Regions from separate parts of the Mus musculus genome. Here region 2 is linked to region 1. A link is a loop called in an ENCODE intact Hi-C map of the cell type or tissue named here. Cell type or tissue: heart. All regions are shown on one strand. Region 1 has its middle 77 kb from the start of B3gnt2. Region 2 overlaps B3gnt2 (UDP-GlcNAc:betaGal beta-1,3-N-acetylglucosaminyltransferase 2).

Region 1 (8,000 bases):
CAGATTCTCTGCCAAGTTTTTCCTGGATGGGGAGCTCGCACCAGAACTAAAAAAAATATTTTCCTCTCTTCTTACCAGAGATTGCCAACCCCCACCCTTTCCTTGTCTCCACCCTTACTTTTCCTTAGTCTCCTCTTTCTCCCCTACTCTCTCTCTCCTCCTTTCCAGTCTTCCTCCACATCTTTATTTTGATTTTGTCTTTCTCTTTCTCTGTTTCTATAACACACTCTCTTTCTTCTCTTTCTCGATCTCAATTTTAGAGAACAATAAAGATTTCTTCTAGTTGGACATGGTGGCACATTTCTATAGCCTCAGGAGGCAGGGGCCGGTAGATTCCAGGCTCCAGGACAGCCTGGACTAAAAGCAAACAAACAACAGCAAAACAAAAACAAAAATCAACAAACCAAAGGGCTAGAGCGATGACTCAGCAATTCAGAGCAGTTGCTACTCTTGCAGAGGGTCAGAGTTCAGCTCCCAGGCCCTACATAAAGGTTCACAACCATCTGTAACTTAGTCCTAGGGAGTTCAAAGCCTTCTCCTGACCACTAAAGGCACCAGGCATACACATGCTATACAGGCTTACATGCAAGCAAAACACCCATATACATAAATTAAAAACCAACCAAACAACAGTAAAAATTTGTTCTTTGCTAGGATATTCTCAGAATCTGAAGAGCAGGAAGAAAATTAGATTATTTGATATTTCATGGTTTCATGGATAAAAATATCTATCTCAGATTTCTGTAAAGATTCATTGTCTGAGCACATGTAAAGAATTCAATAAATGCTGGCTGTAATTATTTATTATTCCTATATACAATGAAACCACCAACATCATATCAACAGAGACAAGCGTTTAAAAAGACCAGAGCTAAAACACAGACTCACCTGCAGCCACCTCACCACCTTGTGTCCTGGTTAGAACCAAACACATCATGGCAAAATTTGATTTAGTGCTTTTCTAGTGAAAGGGCATGCTTATGAATAATTGTTCAGAAGTGGAGGAACAAAGGACAAACAGTCACTGTGCATTTAATGCATTTTGACATGTAGCAGCCTGGGATATCTTCAGAACAGCACAGAGGGCAGCTTGATGTCAGCATCTTAGAACTTTCTCCTCCAGGAAGGGTTTTTCTGCAGTAGCTTCCTTGAAGACAAAGGAACACAACACTCCACTGTTCTTGGGTTTCTTCAAAAAGCACTGTCAAAAACCAATAGCATCCAGGGTAATAATTTTAGGAGGCACTTTCTTGCTGCTAGTCCTGGAAGATAAGAGGAAAGCTGGCAGTGTTTCAGTTACCCCTGGCAAGCATGAGTGGGAACTGGGGGGCTACCCACAGGAAGGCAGGGAGCCCACCCTGCTGTGCACCCTGACCGTTCAGGCTGGACTGCTGACTCCTTGTATTTGACACCAAGGATTTGAGGAGATGACTCTGGGTAGCTGTGGTTGTGACAGTGGTGTCCTCATGGTGGGCTTGTCCCCTGAGTGAAAGAACTTCAACAGTGAGCCCAACTGTACTGTCTTGATCCAGCATCAACAATGAGAAACAAATGCCTGTGTTGAAGCCACTCAACCTGAGGTATCTGTGACAGGCCCAGACAGCTGAGACAAGGCAGTGGCCTCTCACAGTCAGAGGCAGGTGGCAGAAGGGTTAACAGAACTTTCTCGGGTTAGCCTACCATGAGAAGGGTAGCAGTGTGACCGTTGAGAGCAGGCAGAAGAGATGGACCTGTGAGCAATTCTGTAAAACCAAAGGAAATCTCAAATGTATTTCAAAATTAGCAAATTTTATTTTTAGAAATTGCAACACAAAACTTCACCGCCTCTTGATGCCTTTGCTGCCTGAACAGTGGAGATGGACTTGGTGGCAGTGCAGGAGTAATTGCTTCCTTGGCGACTTCCACGGCTGCTGCTGGGACAACTATTCAAGGCCTCTCACTTTGTGGCCCTGAGTCCTTAGGCTAAGAGCAGGAAGTAGGACACAAGTCAACAGGAAGAAGCCATCCTGCCTCTAGGAAAGTAGGCTTCCTTCTAACAGGAAGCTCTTAGGCTATGCAGTGGTCTAAGAGGAACTAAACATATATGCCAGGCAGTATGCCAGTAGCTTGTGCCGTTAATCCTAGCATTTGAGAGTCATAGGCAGACAGATTTCTGTACAATCCTGGCCAGTCTGGTTCCATAGTGAGTTCCAGGACAGTCAGGGCTACAAAGATCTTGTCTCAGAGAGAGAGAGAGAGAGAGAGAGAGAGAGAGAGAGAGAGAGAGAGAGAGAGAGAGAGAACGATAGGTTTATATATGTGTGTGTGAGTGTGATAAATAATTTAGGAGCAATTTCTCAGAGAGCCATATGACACAACAGTCCCTCTTCTCTCCCTCTCCCCTTCCAGTTGACTATGTTATTTATTGTTGTTTCCCATGTACAACTGAAAAGAAAAACTGTGATTTTAAAAACAGGAGGTAATGGAGGGTGTGGCTTGCTCCCAATCTTGGTCAAGATCTGTTTCACATAGCTGCCCTGGAAATCAGGAGTGAACCATCCAGGAAGAATGACTCAGGCAGACTGCAGGCCAAGTACGGCACATCCATCCCACCCAAGACTACAGCCTAGAGCAGGGTCCAGTTTTGGATGTGGTGGAGGGACCACAGGAAATGCCTTACTGTCCTCTCAGGCTACTGAAAGTGAGCCATCATTCCGCTCCAGGCTACACAAAGAGAGTTGAGGGCTTCTGGGCTCCTAGAAGATCTTGTATTGCAGTGCCCAGAAATGCAGAAGAAACCTTTAGTTCATAGGGACCACCCTAGAGAATGTGGCTGAGAGACATGGAAGAAAGGGAGAAGAAAGAAAATCCAGGTAGCCAAGCCTTAGGTCCATGAGCAGACTCAGCAAGAGGCTCTCAAAGGCAGGAAGGCCTGAACTGTCTCATTGAACCTGGGGAGATGAGACTGTGGAATGCTGCAGAGACCTCTCTCAGGATCTTTTCCAGTCCAGCCACTCACAGCTGTTCTGGGTGTTGGGAAATGCTGGCCACAGAATGAAAAGTCCAGGAAGATGCAAAGGTTAAAGAGCAGCTCACCACTGGGTGTGGCAGGGCATGGTAGTGCACACATGCTTTTAATCCCTGGGTTTGGGAGGCAGAACTGAAATTAAGGCCAGCCTGGTCTACAGAGTAAGCTCCAGCCAGGACTACACAGAGAAACCTTGTTGATAGATAGATAGATAGATAGATAGATAGATAGATAGATAGATAGATAGATAGGGTAAAAATAAATTCCCCAAGGCTAAGGATATGGCTGTCACATCTGAGTCATATAGTGAAGACGACATGACACTGTTGGGCTCCAGAAGAGACAAGGTCCTGTATGAGCCCTGACAAGAGGGGATTCGTGAAGGAAGAGGGCACACCATGACAAGCCTCTATAGTCCTGGCTTTGGAGGTGGCAGAGGGCTTGAAGTTGGCAGCTAAACAGGTACCATTGTCTATATAGATGGTAGAGAGCTAGGAAGGGAGCCCAGGAGGGTCACTGTAGCCTCAGCAGCAGCCTTTGGAGACAAGGCATGAAGCAGGAAACACCCCTACAGTGTAGATAGAAATCTCAACCTGGGAACACCTAGGGATTGTGTCCGTTTTTTTTAGACTGGGTCTCACTAAGTTGGGCTTGCCTTAATTTGTGAATCTAGAATCAGGCAACACTCTGTTTAAGATGAACAAAGGTGAACTGGAGAGATGGCTCAGCAGTTAAGATTACTGACTACTCTTCCAGAGGACCTGAGTTCAATTCCCAGCAACCACATGGTGGCTCACAATCATCTGTAATGGTATCCAATGCCCTTTTCTGGTGTGAATTGAAGACAATGTACTGTATGTATGTATATATGTATGTATGTATGTATGTATGTATAAATAAATAAATAAATAAATAAATAAGATGGTCAAAGACAGAAGCACAGAACAGGGAGTTGGTTGACTACTTACAGAGCCAGAATAGGACAAATAGAAAGACATCATTATCCTAAGGTTTAAGAAATTTATATCTGTCTTGAAGCTGGGTTCAAATCTTCTGAGACTTTGTGGGAGTTAACAGTTAAAGGTTCCAGGAGATTCTGTCTGTTATAAACTTACATATATTAATAATTAGCAGACTTCTGATAAGATTGAGGGCTATATCGATTGGTTATATCTGAATAGAGCACACCACAATTTAATGGCAGTAGTGAAAATCAAGACAGAATAAGAATGAAAATCAAGACAGAATAAGAATGAAAATCTGAAGTGGCTTTGACAGGTTGTGTAAGTAGAGAGATAGTGGTGACAGAAAGTGAGTTTGCCCAGGTAGGTTCAGGCCTGTGATGAGGACTGTGCAGGCAGGCCACGAGAACAGGCCAGGGGCACGAGCATGTATCACTGACGAAACAGATTGTAAAGAGAGCAGGCCGGTCGGCTGAGAGAGGCGTGCACATATGGCTGTTGCTGCCTTCATTTCAAGACAGCAGCAGCGGTGACAGACAGCAGCTGACCTGATGTGTTTGCTTCAGCCAAGCTGGGGTGGGACTTCCTCTCAGCAGCAGGAAGTCATGGCCCAGTGCTTCCAGCTGTTGGAGCCTGTGGTGGGCGTGGAAAAGGAAGCACCTGAAGTAGCACCCCAGCAACGTGCACGCTATTCTTGTGGCACATGGAGCTGCAAGCCTTCACTTTATAAGTCCCAGGTAGAGAGTGAGAGAGAGGGGGCGGGAGGGGCTCCCGCGCATGCATGGGAAGATGGATTCTTGGAAAAGGCAAAACTTTTTCTCAAGGCTGCAGCCAAGCAGGACACCCAAAAGCAACTACTGGCGGGCACAGCGCAGGAGTCCCTCTCTCGAGAAAGCTCACAAGTATAGGGGTAGCAGGTGGTCACACATACGGGGAAAGCAAGTTTCACAGGTTCCCTGGCAGGACACAAGAGGTGGAGCCAGAACTGTTTTTTAGGCGGTGAACCTGCGGAACCAGCAGCTGCAGTGGCCAGTGGAAGTGGGCAAATGAGGGAGAGAGGGAGGCGAAGTCTAAGCTACAAATCACTAGCGAGAAAGTGCCAGTTTAGTGGCCATGTAGAGATATTGTTTTCTGTTAACTGTGAATTAGACCAAGACATTCCAGAAAGTATGTCCAAGGCAGCGAACAGACCCATAGGTGAGACACGTGAGGGCTGAGGACTATGCTCTGGGCTGATACCCCCAGAGAACAGTTTATCCAGGCCTGGCCTAGGATTCTCAGCCTCGAGAAAGAAACTGTCTCAAAGGGAGAGAGGAAGATCTCACCAAAGGGAAAAAGTCCTAGTACAAGGGTCAGTGGAAAGTCTGAATGTCTCCATTCTTAAGGGCAGTATAGGGGTAGCTCTGAGCTCAAGAATTCTCCCCTGGGACCATGCGGACATTTACTCTGACCAGAGTGAGGAGGGGACTAACCTGTTCTCTCAAGTTTAGGCTAGCAAGTATGGATCTCCATGTGAGAGCAGGGGCGATGGAAACCTGCAGAGTTTCTAAATCCGAGTCACGACAACAATGTTGTGTTTATAAAAAGATAGGTTATGTTCTATGGAGGTGTAGTCAGGTATGGGGGGAGGGAGTGCCTCAGCAGGCCCATGCCAAGGCATCCCTTCCCCTTGAGGGACCAGCCACAGGACAGTATAGTATAGAATAGAGTTTATTAAGGGTATGGGGAGGGGAGTCAAGATGGTTGTAGAGGAAGAAAAAGGCAGAGAGAAAGAGAGAGAGTAGAGAAGTAGAGGCCAGCCATGAGCACGTGGAGAGAGGGGAGGGGTAAGGGAATGGGGGGAGAGAGGCGAAAAGAGCAAGGGAGCAAGAGAGTGAGAGGGGGCAAGCAGCCCCTTTTACAGGGGGTCAGGCCTACCTGACTGTTGCCAGGTAACTGTGGAGCAGAAAATAAACAGAATGCTAACACCTGTGGGTACCAAGCACACACATGGTATACACATACACATGCAGACAAAACACTCCAACATGAAATAAAATGAATCTATAAATGCTTTTTTTTAAAAAAAGGTAAAACACAAGATGAGGGGGCAGGTTTTCCCTGAGATAGCCCAGTGGCTCAAGGTGCCAGCTGATGGAAGCAAGAGAACTGATTCCTGAAAATTGTCCCCTAAACTCCAATTACATGCACAGACATGCCAAGAAATTAAAATGTAACAGAACAGTGCTGTTTGTGTTTTGATGTCTTTTATTTTAAAGCAGACCAGGCTGTTACATAACACTGAGTCACGAGGCCTTGAACCACCATGCAATAATCCTTTTGCTGAGTTACTGAGTTGAGGATTTTTTTTTTCTTAAGCAGGGGAATTGAGGGACTAAATTACTGTCCCCAACTAGGAGAACTGAAAGAGCAAGGGAAGGAGCTTCTGACAGTCATTTAGCCTGTCCTTGTTGATTGTCCCTTCTAACACTGTCCTTTTTGCTATCGATCTTGCATCTGGTAGTATCCTCTGTGCGACCACTCAGGGACCCTTGAGCTAATACTAGATTCCAAACATTATGGGAAACTGGAACACAGACCTGTCAAGTAGGAGTGAGAGGATTAGATGCTAGAGCTTTGTTGAGGACAAACTGGAAATAGCTAACATTTTTAATTGCAGTTTAAGCATCCACTTCATGGTAGTAAGTGTGTCCGTGTTGTGCAATCATCCCTGCCATCTCCCTCATCCACAATTTCATCTTTCCAAACTTAAACATGGATGGCAATTCCCATTCTGTCTCCTGGTCACCACTCTATTGTGTCTTTGAAAGCTCACTCTCCTGGGTCATTCTCATAGGTGATGAGACAGGCTGACTCCATGACAGGCTTCAAATAGGCAGTTCAAGACATTAGAGCTAAAAACCCAGGCTTCAGGCAGCTAATCAGAAACTGCCCCATCACCTGGCCGAAAGCAAGGACAATGGGTCAGCAGTTTCCAGCCAGCCCCCATGTCCCAGTAATAGAATGTCCTTAGAGATAGAGTAAGACAAAGCCCACCTACTTTGCAATTTCCTAATGTGCTTTAAATCAGGCTCACTTGGTTGTCTCTCTATCTTGGTAAAGGGAGACCACAAAATACTGGGCTTCTGCAGAATAAAACACTCTTTGCACTTACATCCCATTTGAACCTGGGGTGTCATTCTTCAGTAAGTCATAGACCCTTACATTTGGGGGCTCATCCAGGATTCGATAGAGACCCCCTGGCCAAATAGTGGAGTGTTTTTCCGAATGGTAACTCTAGGTGTACAGTTGTCTTTCGTCTTGTCTATATCTTTCTGATTCAGGTTTAATTCTGTTTGGGGTTTAACCTGAAGGCCAAGAGGGACAAAGTGGACATGTATTTTGTCATCTGGCCAGGGCAATGGAGGATGCTCCTGACCCCCAAACAGAAACTGGAGAACTTGCTAGTTCTCATCTGAATTCTGAACCTGCTTTGGGTCTCTCATGCACAGGAAGTAAGACTGTCTGAGATAGACTTTTTGTTTTGTTTCTGTTTTCCCTGGAACATCCTTGTGTGTCTGTATGTATTCTGTTTGTGCTTTTTTTTTTTTTTTCCTCTCTTACAGATTTTTCTGAACTCCTAGAATGGAAAAGACACAAAGCACACCACTGGGCTTGGTCCTGAACCAGTTTAAGGACTTTTGCAGAGTCACAGAAGACTCAGTCTGGTTGTTCATCTCTGAAAACCAATCGTCTCTTACAGGAATGAATGGCCCACCTATGGCCAGGACTTTCTATCTCCCCATCATGTATAGGGCAAATGTTTAGTTTCTGAGGCATGGGGCCATCTGGACCAAGTGCTGTGGACGTCACTGCTTCCCTCCCACCCTTGCCGAGCTCCTCTCTCTCTTCCTGAGGATCTGTGTCCCCTTCCTTATGTTCCTGTTTCTGCCACTGCTGCCCCTGCCCAGCCAGCACAGGCAGAGGGAGGAGCAGCCCCTGACTCCCCTGACCCTCCTGACTCCACTTGGAGTCCACCTCACACTTCGGCC
Region 2 (8,000 bases), 69 kb after region 1:
ACACTTGAAGGGGCATAAAACAATTCTCAGAAAAACCAAGGACTGAGATTTTTATAAAACAAAAGCAAAAAAAAAAAAAAATCAAATTGAGAAAGAAATGACCCATAGCAAATGGTCAACGAGGTACTGAAGCAATGCTGGTCTGGTAACAAGCACCATTCAGGCCATGGCTGGAATCCCCTGGGTGTTTTATGACTCACGAGTTACTCTTGATTAGTTACTTATTCCCACTACAGAATGAAAGATTGGCAAAGGCTCAAACTAGCCCCGCCACAAACATGTTCATGCAATCCTGTTAGAACTTTTAGCCTTCCACTCCCTCCAGTAGCAGAACCTGACAGAAGGGAACAGTACCACAACCCAGGCTCCCCTGCCCTGCAACCAACCTATCAGAGACAGAAAAGGCAATCGGGTAGAGCACCAGGTACAACTGCACTCAACTGTTCACTCAACAACACACACATGCCTTCCCACGGGATTGCAGCCCAACTGCAGAAGGAAACAGATTTCTAATCCAGGCAACCATATAGATTTCCTTATTTACAGAGGAAAACCAAAGTCCCCAGAGGCAAGGGCCTCACTATGCTGAGGTCACCCACAGGGAGAACCAACATGTCACTGTCAACCTTCAGGGAGAATTATCATTGGTGACAAGGTCTTTTTCCACAGTCTATTAATTCTAGTTCAGTAACAAAGTAAACGAAAAAGCTCCATGAAGTTGAACCTCTTGTTCCCCTCACCCACTTTGGGGCAGCTTTATTACTTCTGCCTTTGGCATCTCCTGCACATTTATCTGACTTATCACTCTCTAACGACATGTGTGACAGGACAACAGAACTCTTATTTCTAATCAGTCTGACACTCCACAGACAACAAAGCTGAGGACAAGAAACTCACAGGGCTCCAGGGGCAGAGGAGGAAGCAGGGGGACAGAAAGGGAAGACTTTTCTGCCGTTTTTTCAGGCTGGGTCTTCAACCAGGGGTCGTGAATTTCCTACACAGGGGCAATTTCCTCAAGGGCAACCCTGAGGTCCTGGTCCTCATGACTTACCTCCCAAGTGTGCTGAGGTAGCAAGCAGGTGCAGCCAACCACGCCCAGCTTTTAGGGAAGCTTCCGCTTTCTGATCAAGTCTCTAACAGTGCTTGCGACAATCATCCTTGGATAGATTCATACATGAGCCACCATTTCTCCTCTAGTCCTTGGCTGGCTACTTGCCAGTTCTTTTACGGTGAGTTTTGTCAAAAACCTTTTCTCCTTAATACCCCACTTGCTAATACTAGGACAACATTACCCAGTACCATCCTCAAGACAGTGGAGCTACCTGAGAACACTCTCAGGAAACAGTCACAACTAAGTAGGTCTATAAACAAACACAGGCCCAAGGGATGGGGAAAGGGAGGAAGAAGGCAATTAAAAATTAATAAAAATGCACAAACATAGATTACAGTACTGGACTAGAAACAGAATCCCATTATATAAAGGGTGTAATTGCTTCTGGAAATAAGCAGGCCACTGATCTTGGCTTGGTAATCTTGGTGTAAAGGTAGGCTGGGGGCTGGGTACCCATTTCTATAGATTCATACAGTAAAAGCCAGTTAAAACAGTTAGAAGACAAACTTTAAGTAACTATTAGAATGATCATGACCATAGTGTGCTCCAAGGGCTCTGATGTCCTCTTTAACCCCTAGGAGCAAATGTGTATGTATGTACGTACACACACACACACACACACACACACACACACACTTACTTAAAAGTAAATCTTCTAAAAAATTTCAATTAAGGGATAGAGAGATGGTTCAGTGGTTAAGAACACTGGCTGTTCTTCTAAGAACCCAAGTTCAGTTCCCAGCATCTCATGAGAGGCTTAGCTACATTGTATGTACCTTCAGCTCCAGGCCTTCTGGCCTCAATGGGCACACACATATGTGGCACGCACACACACAAAGTAAAAAATTTAAAAATAAAAATTTTAAATCACCTATGTAAAGTTAGACCTGGTGTCATAGTCCTATAATCCCATCACTTGGGGAGTCAGGAGAATCACAAGTATGTATGAAGACATCTGGACTACCCAACAAGACCGCCTTAAAGCAAACACACAAACAACACAAACCTAAGCTATTCTCAGCACATACTCTATGGGCAAACTCTGTCTTTCTCAATTCTAACTAACTATATTTGGTAATTCCTATGCTCTATGAAATAAAGTTCGAGAGTATCTCAAACACCGTGTTTATTTTAAGTAACCTAATAAATTGCTTTGGGAAGTTTCAACTTCTCCGCTGTTAGGACAGAGGCTTCCAGTAACAAATTTTCCCAAAAGAGAACACGTCCTTGATTACTGTGAAGAAGACACCAAGGGAAATAAGAGACCACAGCCTGAGACTCCACAACTCCTAGACTTACTGTATTACAGTCTCTTAAAGGACAGCTACCTGACTCTTCTACAAACAGGCGTGAGAACTGGGAATGTGACCCAGCTAGATGAGTGCTTGCCTAGGCTGCCAGAAGCCCTGGATTTGATCCTTAGCACCACACATGCTTATGGTCGCATTAGGAGTAGAAACTGGAAGAACAGAAGTTCTTCACTACACAGTAGATCCAAGGTCAGTGTGGGTCAAACAAAGCCCTGGGCACGGAAACCACAGCAGAGCCTGGTGGTGCAATGCAGTAGCAGAGCACATGCCTAGAATATCCAGAACTTGGGCTCCACACTTAGCAAGGCAAAACAGACAAAGATAACGGAACTCATTACTTGGTGTGTTAATTTTAGCCCAGATTTTCTTTAGGTAGAAAATTGTAAATAACAAATGGCACTCCTACATCCTCATTGTGCTCCTTCCAGCTGTAGGTCTAATCAAGGGCCCACAGAATGCATAAGCCAGGAAAATGGTTACCAAGTCTCCTCCCTCACTTTAGGGAGAAACTGGCCCCTAAGGCCAGAAACTTGGCTGAGGTTCTGACTTCTGAGAGAAGCAGGAGGCAGCAAGAAGCAGTATGGAGTAGAGGCATGGAGGGAAGACAGTCATCCCATCGAGCACTCTCAGGGACTTGACCCCCCTCCATCCAGAAGTGCTACTGTCAATGCCTTTGACGGGTCTCTTGCTTCTTAGTTCTACCCCATCCATGAAGGGCCAGGCTCAGTCCCTGCTCTCTGTGGGAACTGTACAATCACCTCCTGATTCTTAGTGCCCCACACAGAGCAGCCCACCCCTCTAAAAGAAGAGAAGATCTAGTCCCCTCAATGTACCTCTCCTCCCAGGTCTGTTTGCCAAACAGAATGGCTCCAGGAAAGCTGAGACTGGCTCTGAGCCCAGAGAGAGGCAGACTACATGCCACACCTCAAGAGCCCTAAAAGATGGATGCCCCCCTAGCACCCCACCAATAAGAACCAAGTATCACTCTTCCCATGCATCCAGTCGCCTCTGCCCTATGGTAAGAGTCCATCCATCCATCTCCTCCCAGACTATTCCTAGGACATCTGGCTCTGGGGTGACACAAACAAGCCACCCTTTCCCTCAGGCCTCACTTCCAATTCCTCTCTACCCTCTTGGATGTTGTTTAGACTTCAATTTACTGAACAGTATCTGCGGACTGTCTTGGCTACAATTTTAAAATATTTGCACATAGATTTAAAACACATTTACCTTCAAAATAGTAATGTATCTTTCTCTGGCCACTCACCAAGAAAAATTAGTATTCATTCAATATATGGGCACACTGAGGAACTGACTGGAAACCCAGTCTCTTTGAATAAGTAATTCCCATCACCTCAGTACTAAATCCCAGCATGTACTACTATTATAGGAACTAGGGCTGCAGCAATCCACCCTCTAGGGCTGAAGGGATTTATCTGCCTCACCCTACCCAGGACACTTCCCTCTCCCCTCGGCTTAGAGCCTGCAGCAGACAGGATATGGGTAGGGTGGGGCAAGAACAGGATTGCCCGAGGCTTCAACACATTACCGGATTTGAAAATTTCCATTATAAAGAGTTTTTTTTTTTTTCCTTTTTAACAGAAGACCCAACAGAACCTTGAGAACAAAAACTCAAAAGAAAACACTCGGTTAAAAATAGGAGTATATTTTTAGTTAAAAATAGGAGATATTTTAAGTTCATTTGAAGAGAGGTAATTCCTTATGTGGCAAAGAATAGTAAAATGGTTGCCTCTCATTTAAACAAGCAAAGCAAACAAGGTACAACTGGTACCTATCAAGGCCTCAGAAAGATGCCTCTGAAACATGGCTGGGCACTCAGCTTGTGCTACAGAGCCTGCCACACTAGCACAGTGAAGGGCTAGAGTCACATTGTATCTTTAACTTGTGTTACTTTTATTGTATCATTTTCTATTGTTTGGGGTTTTTTTTTTTCTGTTTTTTCTAAATATTTCCCATCTTTGGTTGAATTTTCCACTACAGAGCTCCAAGATTAAGAGGGAAGCATCTGTTTATAAACTCACTTTGATCTTTTTTTGTATTAGACAAATAACTCAAATAATTCGATTTTTAAATGTCACTGGGCTTCCCTTGACAATCTAAGGCCAGACCTAAAGCAGACCTAAAGGATTCATTTAAGGGCACAGGCACTTAAAAGCCAGGGATGGACAAGACAGACGTCTGTCGGTCTGTCTGTCTGTCTGTCTCTCTCTCTCTCTCTCTCTCTCTCTCTCACACACACACACACACACACATGTAGTGCATTCCAAAGAGCAATTTCTTAAAATCCTCAACATGAACTCTTAAGTGTGGAGTTCACGGGTCACAGAATCTTCCTAAAATGTCAGGACCTTCACAGAACAGACTTGGAGCATGCGTTCAACCCATGTGTGAATGTGGTCTCAGAGAGCCTGAAGACAGTCTCAAGCAGACCAGGCTGGACTAAAACTCAGAGATCTTCTTGCCTCTGTTGCTCAGAGCTGGGATGAAAGTTATACTCACCAGCCAACCCTAAGGTTTTATTTGGTTGTTTTTCCCTCCCAAGAAGGGCAGGAAATACTGCCCTTAACCAGTTGCCATAGTTACCAAGATGCTCGTCATCAGCCCCAGAGTCAAAAACCACCATCAATAAAATCTCTACTGGCCTGGTTGGCCATGCTACCCACCCCAAGGCTACTGCCCTAGAGTCCCACTCCAGTAACAGCAGACACAGGCCCCTAGGGCCAGGGTCAAGCAGTGGCCTCAATTTCTGCCCTCTCTGGTGGTCACAGACATGCTCTCCTTGCTGGTGCTGCTAGCCCTACGCTGACCTTCCCAAACAACCCCCTTCCCAGCTAGACTGTCATAGTTCTTGCATTCTACTTACTTACAGCCCAACACAGCTTACCATGATTTCAGCACCACTCTCCTCCTCTTTCTCCTGACTGGCAGCTTTGGATCCTAGGCAGAGTCCTCAAGATGGGGACAAATGGCAGTCCCTTAGGTAGAGCTGGGCCAACTCTGCTGCTGGGCTTTCCCTTAGCAGACACTCTGGTCCCTGGGTCTCTCTTAGACACCACCCCAAACTCTACCCAGTCAGATCTGCCTGAGGTTCACACTTCCCCACGTCTGCCTTTATGTTTCCAAATGCCACCCCCTCACAGAGTCGGTTTTTTCCCACCTCTAGAATCTGTCAAATGAAACGTACACTTTAACCCTGGACCACTCCCGGGACCCTCAACTTTCCCTTTCTAAAACCAATGAGGTACTCGGACAAATACCAACATGCCTAAAACAGACAGAGGCTGGGGAACAAGCTAACACTGATGGCCAGGGACAGCAAGGCAGCACCAGCACCCCTAAGGGGAGTGGTAGGCACAAGAGCCAAAGGGCAGGATGGTAATGGGAGGGAGAGAAGAACAGAGGTAGATATTCTAGTAGACCCCAGAACTGTCAATACATTTCAACAGAAACAGGAGGAGTCAGCCCAGAGAAGTGACCTCCAGATATTTCCATTTTTAAAGGATCCCTCCAGCTTGTGAGACCACATATGCAGAATAACAGGAAGCAGGCAGTCTGCAGATCACAAACTACACCAGCCTCCCAGTGTGCCTCCTCTCCACCTCATGCTCATTTCTTCAACAACTGCAAAATCATTCAATGGCTCTCTACTACCTCCTGTCTCTACATGGTCACTAAGGTTGGTCACCTCCCCTGTTCTCCAAAGCTGGGGTGTGGAGAGGGTATTCCTCTGACCTTGCATGCTTGAGCCTCTTGCTGTGTCCTCGGCCCTCCAACTGCTTTCTCCTTTTGAAGCATTTTTCATTCATCATTGTGAGGTGAAGTCTCAATGCCACTTCCTCAGGAAGCCTTTCTTGTCTGCTCCCAACATATGCTGTAACCGTGTGTGGAAACACTCCAGACCCAATAGGACAAAGGGGACCCAGACCATAGCAATCTGCCTGCAAACACAGCTGCCACAAGCAGCCATCACTTCTCAAACAATGTGCCAGCTTCTATGTGGACAGTCTCAGGCCTAGGCTTTCAAAGACTTGCTATCTATCATTTGCTAGCACCCTCTAAGGCAGATCCACAAGTGTCAATGTCACCTAATGCAGCAACAATATGCTTTTCCTGGTTATTCCAGAAGTGCTGGAAAATGCAGAGGTGAGCCCTTCGAAGGGGACAAATGAAGTCAGTGACAGGAGGTTATCCTTAACTTGCCGTGCAACCAAAGGCATTTCCCTTTAAGATATCTTGAATACTGTTTCTAAGTAAATGTAAATAAAAAGATCCTTTTAGGAGAAAATAAAAAACAAAGCAAAAGAGTGAAGTATCAATCATCCAAGATGCAGTTAAGAATGAGACATGTGCTAGGCAGTGGTGGCGGGAGGCAGAGGCAGGCGGATTTCTGGGTTCCAGGCCAGTCCGGTCTACAGAGTGAGTTCCAGGACAGTCAGGGCTACACAGAGAAACCCTGTCTCAGACAAAACAAAACAAAACAAAACCAAGAATGAGACATGTCCATTAACACATGAGGGTGGTTTAACCAGTCAGAGTGAAGCATGCAATTAAAGCAACTGCAATGTGCTCTCACTTTTGGAATAATTCACTCACAAAACATGAAGTGGTAAAGGCCGTCTGAGCACCTGAGTGCTTAGTCACGGCTCCTCGGGAACTCTATCACCTCACCTGTTACAAGCTAGCTCATACCAGCCAGGTGCCCAAACAGCTCCGGGTGAGATAGCCAAGTGTGGCCCCTCAGAGATAAATCAATGAAAAAAGAATAGGAGGTCATCAACTTTAAAGACACAGCTTATTTCAACTAAATGCCACAGAGCAAGACCAACATTTGCTAGGCATGGGGAGGTGCACCAGGACTAGGGAGGCAGAGGCAGGTGGGTCTGAGTTTGAGGATCAGCCTGATTTACATCCTGAGTACCAGGGAGCCAGGGTGGAGAGGGTGTTTAAGACTGTCTCAAAATGATCGGTGTGGTGGCGCACGCCTTTAATCCCAGCACTTGGGAGGCAGAGGCAGACGGATTTCTGAGTTTGAGGCCAGCCTGGTCTACAAAGTGAGTTCCAGGACAGCCAGAGCTATACAGCGAAACCCTGTCTCGAAAAAAGAAAAGACAAAAAACAACAACAAGAAAAGACTGATTCAAAACAAGACTTATTAGCTTTTTTATAATGACGTAGATTATTTAAACCAAAAATACAATTCCTTTAGCTATCAGCATCTCAGGTACTGGTGTTTTATTAAATGTGCATGTATGAGCACATGCTTGTGAGCACCAGTCATGAAACAAAAGCAGAGGTCAGAGGAAAACAAGTGGGAATTGCTTCTCTCCTTCCACCATACTCATAAAGTCCACGTCAGGCTTGATGATAGGTACCCCCAAACTCACTGAGAATCTCAGCAGCCCAGGTATCATTCACTTTAATTTTCCTATCATCTCACATTGATAAAACTGAGGTTCAGGGAGACCAAGCAACTTACCCACCATCACACAGCTAGGGGCAAATCCAGCTTTCAAATCTCACGGGTTATAAAACACTACATATGCTACAGCAGATTCCAA

The links. A loop is a pair of places that touch in the nucleus more often than their neighbours do. Peaks named below come from ENCODE experiments on the same cell type or tissue, not always from the same donor. Only the 100,000 strongest peaks of a DNase experiment are listed, where the experiment ranks them.
Region 2: a loop joins it to region 1, with 2.1 times the contacts of the local background. A loop is called at or near these places in 6 of 42 quality-filtered maps.

Annotation. Positions count from the first base shown.
Region 1 is chr11:22,778,379-22,786,378 of GRCm38, forward strand. No RefSeq gene overlaps it. Among named protein-coding and RNA genes, the nearest start is that of B3gnt2, 77 kb to the right of the region's middle. In heart, no CTCF peak of the experiment used is centred here; DNase peaks (open chromatin) are centred at 1,963, 2,573 and 4,603; H3K27ac peaks cover 773 bases.
Region 2 is chr11:22,847,675-22,855,674 of GRCm38, forward strand. All of the region lies in intron 1 of B3gnt2 (UDP-GlcNAc:betaGal beta-1,3-N-acetylglucosaminyltransferase 2), which reads right to left. Among named protein-coding and RNA genes, the nearest start is that of B3gnt2, 8.1 kb to the right of the region's middle. In heart, no CTCF peak of the experiment used is centred here; DNase peaks (open chromatin) are centred at 237, 1,057, 2,617 and 3,897; H3K27ac peaks cover 859 bases.